Regions from separate parts of the Homo sapiens genome. Here region 2 is linked to region 1. A link is a contact called in ENCODE Hi-C or POLR2A ChIA-PET data. All regions are on one chromosome and are shown on one strand. Each heading gives the region's core, a stretch centred on a gene start or an enhancer-like site at or near the end of the contact. The rest is flanking DNA. Distances are from core to core; before and after follow the strand shown.

Region 1 (3,508 bases), core at 181-2,680:
AGCAGTGTTTTGTAATTCTTTTGTAGAGATCTTTCACCTCCCAGGATAGCTGTATTCATAGGTATTTCATTCTTTTTGTGGCTATTGTCAATGGGATTATGTCCTTGATTTGGCTCTCAGCTTGGAAATTGTTGGTGTATAGAAATGATACTGATTTTTGCACATTGATTTTTTGTCCTGAAACTTTGCTAAAGTTGTTTATCAGATCAAAGTGCTTTGGGGCAGAGACTATGGGTTTTTCTAGGCATAGAATCATATAATCTGTGAAGAGAAACAGTTTGACTTCCTTTATTCCTGTTTGGATGACTTTTATTTCTTTCTCTTGCCTGATTGTTTTGGCTAGGACTTCCAGTACTATGTTGAATAGAAGTGGTGAGAGAGGGCATCCTTATCTTGTTCTGGTTCTCCAGGGGAATGCTTCAAGCTTTTGCCCATTCAGTATGATGTTAACTGTGGGTTTGTCATAGATGGTCCCTATTATTTTGAGGTATTCCTTCAATGCTGAGTTTGTTGAGGGTTTTTAACATAAAGTGATGCTGAATTTTATCAAAATTCTGCGTCTACTGAGAGGATCATGCGGTTTTTGTTTTTAGTTCTATTTATGTGATAAATCACATTTATTGATTTGCATATATTGAACCAACATTACATCCCAGGTATGAAGCCTACTTGATCATGGTGGATTAGCTTTTTGATGTGCTGCTGGATTTGGTTTACCAGTATGTTGTTGAGGATTTTTGCATCTATGTTTGTCAAGGATGTTGGCCTGAAGTTTCCCTTTATTGTTGTGCCTTTGCCAGCTTTTGGTATCAGGATGATGCTGGCCTCATAGTATGAGTTAGGGAGAAGTCCCTACTCAACATTTTGGAATAGTTTCAGTAGGAATGGTACCAAGTCTTCTTTATATTAATACATCTCTTAGAATTTGTCTGTGAATCCATCTGGTTCTGGGCTTTTTCTGGTTGGTAGGCCTTTTGCTACTGATTCAATTTAGGAACATATTGTTCTGTTCAAGGATTCGATTTCTTCCAGGTTCAATGTTGGGAGGTTGTATGTTTCCAGGAATGTATTAATTTCTTCTACGTCTTCTAGCTTGTGTGCATAGAGGTGTTTATAGTAGTCCCTGAGGGTTTTTTGTATTTCTGTGGGGTTGCTGGTAATGTCCCCTTTTTCATTTCTGATTGTGTTTTTTGGATCTTCTCTTTTTTCTTTATTAATCTAGCTAAGAATGTATATATATATATATATATATATATATATATATATATATATATGATTTATTCTTTCAAATAACCAACTTCTGGATTCATTGGTCTTTTATATCTTTTTTGTGACTCACTTTCCTTCAGTTCAGCTCTGATTTTGGTTACTTCCTGTCTTCTGCTAGCTTTGGGGTTGGTTTACTCGTGTTTCTCTATTTCCTCTAAGTGTGATGTCAGGTTGCTAATTTGAGATCTTTCTAACTTTTTGATGTGGGTGTTTAGTACTATTAGCTTCCCTCTTAACATTGCTTTAGCTATGTCTCAGAGATTCTGGTATGTTGTATCATTGTTCTCATTGATTCAAAGAACTTCTTGATTTCTACCTTAATTTTGTTGCTTATCCAAAAGTTATCTGGGGACAGGTTATTTAATTTCCATGCAAATGTATGGTTTTGAGCAATTTTCTTAGTATTGATTTCTATTTTTTTTGTGCTGTGGTCCAAGAGTGTGGTTGGTGTGATTTTGGTTTCTTTGAATTTGTTGAGGATTGTTTTTTGGTCGATTGTGTGGTTGACTTCAAATATGTGCCATGTACAGGTAGGAAGAATGTACACACTGTTGTTTTGGGGTGGAGAGTTCTGTCAATGTCTATTAGGTTCATTTGGTCAAGTGTCGAGTTCAGTTTCTTTGTAAGTCTCTAAGAATTTGCTTTTTGAATCTGAGTGCTCCTGTGCTGGATGCATATATATTTAGGATAGTTAGGTCTTCTTGTTGAATTGAACTTTTTACCATTATGTAATGTTCTTTGTCTTTTTTGATCTTTGTTGGCTTAAGTTCTGTTTTGTCTGAAATTAGATAGCAACCTCTGCTTTTTCTGTTTTCTGTTTGCTTGGTACCTTTTCTCCATCTTTTTACTTTGAGCTGATAGGTCTCATTGTGTGTGAGATAAGTCTCTTGAAGATAGCATACCATTGAGTGTTGCTTCTTTATCCAATTTGCCACTCTGTGACTTTTAATTGGGATATTTAGCCCTTTTACATTCAAAGTTAATATTGATATGTGTGGATTTGATCTTGTTATCACATTGTTAGCTGGTTATTATGCAGATTTGTTTGTGTGGCTGCTCAATAGTGTCAATGGTCTATGTACTTAAGTGCATTTTTGTAGTGGCCAATGTATTAGGTCATTCTTGCATTGCTATAAAGAAATACCTGAGACTGGATAATTTATAAAGAAAAGAGGTTTAATTGGCTAATGTTTCTGCAGGCTACACAGGAAGCATGGGGCTAACATCTGATTCTGGGGAGGTCTCAGGAAGCTTACAATCATGGCAGAAGGTAAAGGGGGTACAGGGATGTCACATGGTGAAAGCAGAAGCAAGAGAGAATGGTGGGGTGTTATGGGAAGTCGGGGACCCTGAACAGAGGGACCAGCTAGAGCCGAGGCAGAAGAACATAAAATGTGAAGATTTAATGGACATTTATCAGTTCCCAAAATTAATACTTTTATAATTTCTTATGCCTGTCTTTACTGCAATCTCTGAACATAAATTGTGAAGATTTCATGGACATTTATCACTTCCCTAATAATACTCTTATAATTTCTTATGCCTGTCTTTACTTTAATCTCTTAATCCTGTTATCTTTGTAAGCTGAGAATGTACGTCACCTCAGGACCACTATTGTACAAATTGATTGTAGAACATGTGTGTTTGAACAATATGAAATCAGTGCACCCTGAAAAAGAACAGAATAATGGTGATTTTCAGGGAACAAGGGAAGATAACCATAAGGTCTGACTGCCTGTGGGGTTGGGCAGAATAGAGCCATATTTTTCTTCTTGAAGGGAGCCTATAAACAGACATGCGAGTAGGGGAAATATCGCTGAATTCTTTTCCCAGCAAGGAATATTAATAATTGATACCCTGAGGAAGGAATGCATTCTTGGGGGGAGGTCTATAGATGGCCGCTGTGAGAGTGTCTGTCTTATGTGGTTAAGATAAGGACTGAAATACACCCTGGTCTCCTGCAGTACCCTCAGGCTTACTAGGATTGGGAAATTCCAGCCTGGTAAATTCTAGTCAGACTGGTTCTCTGCTCTCAAACCCTGTTTCCTGTTAAGATGTTTATCAAGACAATGCGTGCACAGCGGGACATAGACCCGCATCAGTAATTCTAATTTTGCCTTCGCCTTGTGATCTTTATAGCCCTTTGAACCATGTGATCCTTGTGACCTACTCCCTGTTCATATACCCCCTCCCCTTTTAAAATCCCTAATAAAAACTTGCTGGTTTTGTGGCTTGGGGT
Region 2 (3,236 bases), core at 40-2,539, 73 kb before region 1:
ATCCCAGCGCGCGGTCGCCGCAGGGAAGCGTTGCTCGCAGGAGCCCGGTGGCCTCGAGGGCGCAGGAGGGCTGGGGATCCCAGGGTGGCGGTTCGGGATGGGGCCGAGACCGCTGGGGGGAGGGGGCAGGAAGGGCGCCGAGGACCGCTGGCGGAGGTCCCGGCCCGGTGGGGGGCGCTGGGGATGGCGGGCGCAGGCCCAGCGCGCCGACTGCGGGGTCAGGGGCGAAGGGGCAGGCGGAGGGCAGCGCGCGGGGAGCCGGCGCGGCGGCTCGGGTTACCGCGGCCCGACCCTGCCACCCGCAGCTCCGGCGCGGGGGCTGGGGCGGACTCCGGCCGTACCCCGCTGTTTGCATTTCTCTGGCAGGCGGCGGAGCTTGGGTTGAAAGGAATCGCCTTCATTTGGAACGTTGTTTATTTTTCTTAACTAGCCAGCGCCGACGGACGACCCCGCGAGCACGGAGGCCGGACCCGGCCGATCCAGCGCTAGAAAGGGGTCAGGACTGGGGGCGGCCAGGCGAGGTGGTGCTGCGAGCGCCCGCACTGGGAATGTGCCCCGGTGCCCCAGCGGCCGGGATGGGGGAAGGGTCGTGGCGGGCCCAAGGACTTTCTACCACGTAGGAAAACAGACTTTCTCCTGCCAGAGTTATCATACCTTAGCTTTGACCTTGCCTGAGCCGGGGCAGCGAAGCGGTTAAGCTCTTTGGGTTTGGTGTTTGGTCGCCTTGGGTTTCAGTTTCTCCTCCTCGGTTTTTAGCTCCACGACCTTGGTCAAGTCACCTTTGTGACTCAGTTTCCTCGACTCTCAAATGGGTATAGTATAGTGCTTTGCTCCTTGAGTTGCTGTCAGGATTAGATGAGACAATGCACCCTAGCGCAGGAGATGGAACTTGCCAAGTGCTTAGGAGACGTCAATTCATTTTGTGGGGGCTGTGGCGCAGGGTAGGTGGGGTGGGGGTAGCCAGCAAGCGTGGGGCCCACAGAGAAGGGGCTTGAGCTGGAAACCCATGACTCCCAAGCTCTGGGGAAGGTGCGGGCTGGGGAGAGTTCTGAGCGTTTTGACATGAAATGAATAAAATGCAAATGATATTCAAAGCAAGATGCTAATGAGGATCTATTCTTTGAGCGTCCACAGCCCCGGCAGTGCCCATAATAGTGGCGGGGCTGGTGTGAACTCGAGGATGGGCAGGGCCCTGCAGTGTCTCGAGTGTGTGTGTGTGTGTGTGTGCGTGTCAGCGCGCGCCTCCTCCGGAATGTGCGTAGCCGGCTCCGGGTGTGCTCGCGCCGACATGAAAATGAGGTCAGGGAAGGTCGTTCCACTCTGCAGCATAAATCAAGGAGGAGAGGAGAATGGATGTGAGAGACAGTCCCCGGAGACCGCCCCGAGAGAGGCAGAGCGAGGGAAGAAGGAGGAGAGAAAAGTTCTGCGTAGAATAGGCGAGAAGCGGGCCCAGGCGCTCTCCCTCCCCGAGCTTCCCGCCCCGATGGCTGAGCCGCGGCAACACCGCGTCCTTAAGCCCCATCCTCCTCCCCCATCTCCTAAACCTTTAACTCTTTTTTCTTTCTTTGCCCCCAAACTTAAATGTTCCTCCTCTAAGCGCTCTTTGTGTGAACAGTGAAGCTCCTGCCCCCAGCCTCCCCGGGAACGTGTAAGTGCCCACGCGCACACACCAGTCGCACGCGCAATCGCACACTTGTTACACGACTGCTCAAGCCGGGGCTCGCGGGGGAGTCCTGCGGGGATCAGAATAAAATGTTCCAGAGAGGGCTGCTTTCCGCCGTCCCCCTGCCCGGCTACTGCGGCCCGGGTGCGTGCTTTCTCCACGCAGTCCGCGTCTGTGGCCTCCCCAACACTCTGCTACCGTCGTCCCCCGGGCTCTTCCTGCTCTTCGCCCTCCGCCGGCCGCCCAAGGAACACGCAGCTCCAAGCCAGTACTTCCCTGTGCGCTGTCCTGAGACTCCTCTGGGGATATCGGGAGGTTCCGGCTGCCCTAGGCCGGAACACAGGCACAAGTCCGGGGCGATCGCTCTCTGGGGAAGCAGGGCCAGCGTCCCAGAGCCCAGGGTGAGAGAGGGAGAGGGATGTCGGTCTAACTACCCAGCATCTTCAAGACACCAGGACACTAGGACCAGAGGGAAGGATGCAGGGAGCAGGGCTGGGGAAGAGGAAGCAGTGCATAGAGGAGGCTGTCCCGTCTCTCTCTCTCTTTCTCTCTCTCTCTCTCTCTCTCTCTGTGTGTGTATGTGTGTGTGTGTGGGGGGGGGGTGGGGGTTCCTACTGCCACTCCAAGAATGGGGAGAAAGCAATGAAGAGATGAGCTGCGCCTACGGTCTGTGCTCTGGGCCCAGATCAGACTTACCTGCTGCCGTATTCTCTTCACCACAATGAATAGCAGCAACAAGATGATGCTGAATGCCACACAGTAGGCACAAAATAAGCGCACAATACATATTGAATTAAATTTACCAACAGCTGTCACTATCACGATCCTTCCTGAGTCTCCACAGCTTGTAGATTAATTAAGTCATTCACTCATTCCACAAATACTTAGCAAGTACCTATTAAATGACTGAGCAACAGGAAGACAAGATCCCATCCCTCAGGGCGCTTATACATTCCTGGGTCAGAAAGACAGGAAACAGATAAACACAGTCACACAACATGGTATCAGGCAGGACAGCCCTTTGTGCTGTGAAGGAAAGATGAAGTGGGCCAGAGAGGAACTTGGGGAGGAGACAGAGACCCAGAAGAGAATGAGCCATGCAGACTTCTGAAAGGGCAGGGTCCCCGCGGAGGGAACTGCAAATGCAGTGGCCTAAGATGTGGAAAGTGCCTGGAATGGAGCTCAAAAAGGAGGAGAGAGGGTGGAGGTGAAAGGGAGGGTCAATGGAAAGTCAGGAGGGTCAGATTCTGTAGCGTTTTGTAGGCCATGATGAGGGAGAGAGTGTCTTGAATTATATACTAGGTGTGATGGGAAGCCAGTGGATTTTTTTTTTTTTTTTTAGATGGAGTCTCACTGTCTCCCAGGCTGGAGTGCAGTGGGGCAGTCTCGGCTTGCTGCAGCCTCCACCTCCTGGGTTCAAGTGATTATCCTGCCTCAGCCTTCCCAAGTAGTTGGGATTACAGGCACCCGCCACCAGGCCCGGCATTTTTTTAACAAAAATTTTTTTCAGTAGAGACGGATTTCACCATCTTGGCCAAGCTGGTCTCAAACTGCTGACCTCAAGGGATCCTCC

Evidence for each region. Hi-C counts contacts between places; a loop is a spot of excess contacts on that map. ChIA-PET counts read pairs that join two places held with the same protein, here RNA polymerase II (POLR2A). Pooled maps may share reads with other maps.
Region 2: a map with no recorded cell type shows a loop between it and region 1 (2.0-fold over the local background). The contact joins two enhancer-like sites. A Hi-C loop is called at or near these places in 11 of 168 maps with a recorded cell type or tissue (B cell, CD8-positive, alpha-beta T cell, GM12878 and 6 more), 22 of 37 single-sample maps with no recorded cell type and 17 of 50 pooled maps. POLR2A ChIA-PET finds 5 or more read pairs at or near these places in 1 of 52 experiments (activated naive CD4-positive, alpha-beta T cell).

What each region holds. Positions count from the first base shown.
Region 1 is chr6:41,297,238-41,300,745 of GRCh38, reverse strand. No RefSeq gene overlaps it. Among named protein-coding and RNA genes, the nearest start is that of TREM1, 12 kb to the right of the region's middle. Within about 2 kb of position 1,430, at least 4 of the 41 ENCODE cell types and tissues checked have a DNase peak (open chromatin) inside an H3K27ac peak, as active enhancers do.
Region 2 is chr6:41,370,289-41,373,524 of GRCh38, reverse strand. No RefSeq gene overlaps it. Among named protein-coding and RNA genes, the nearest start is that of NCR2, 36 kb to the right of the region's middle. RefSeq lists an enhancer at 1,333-2,286 and a silencer at 2,728-2,928. Within about 2 kb of position 1,289, at least 5 of the 41 ENCODE cell types and tissues checked have a DNase peak (open chromatin) inside an H3K27ac peak, as active enhancers do.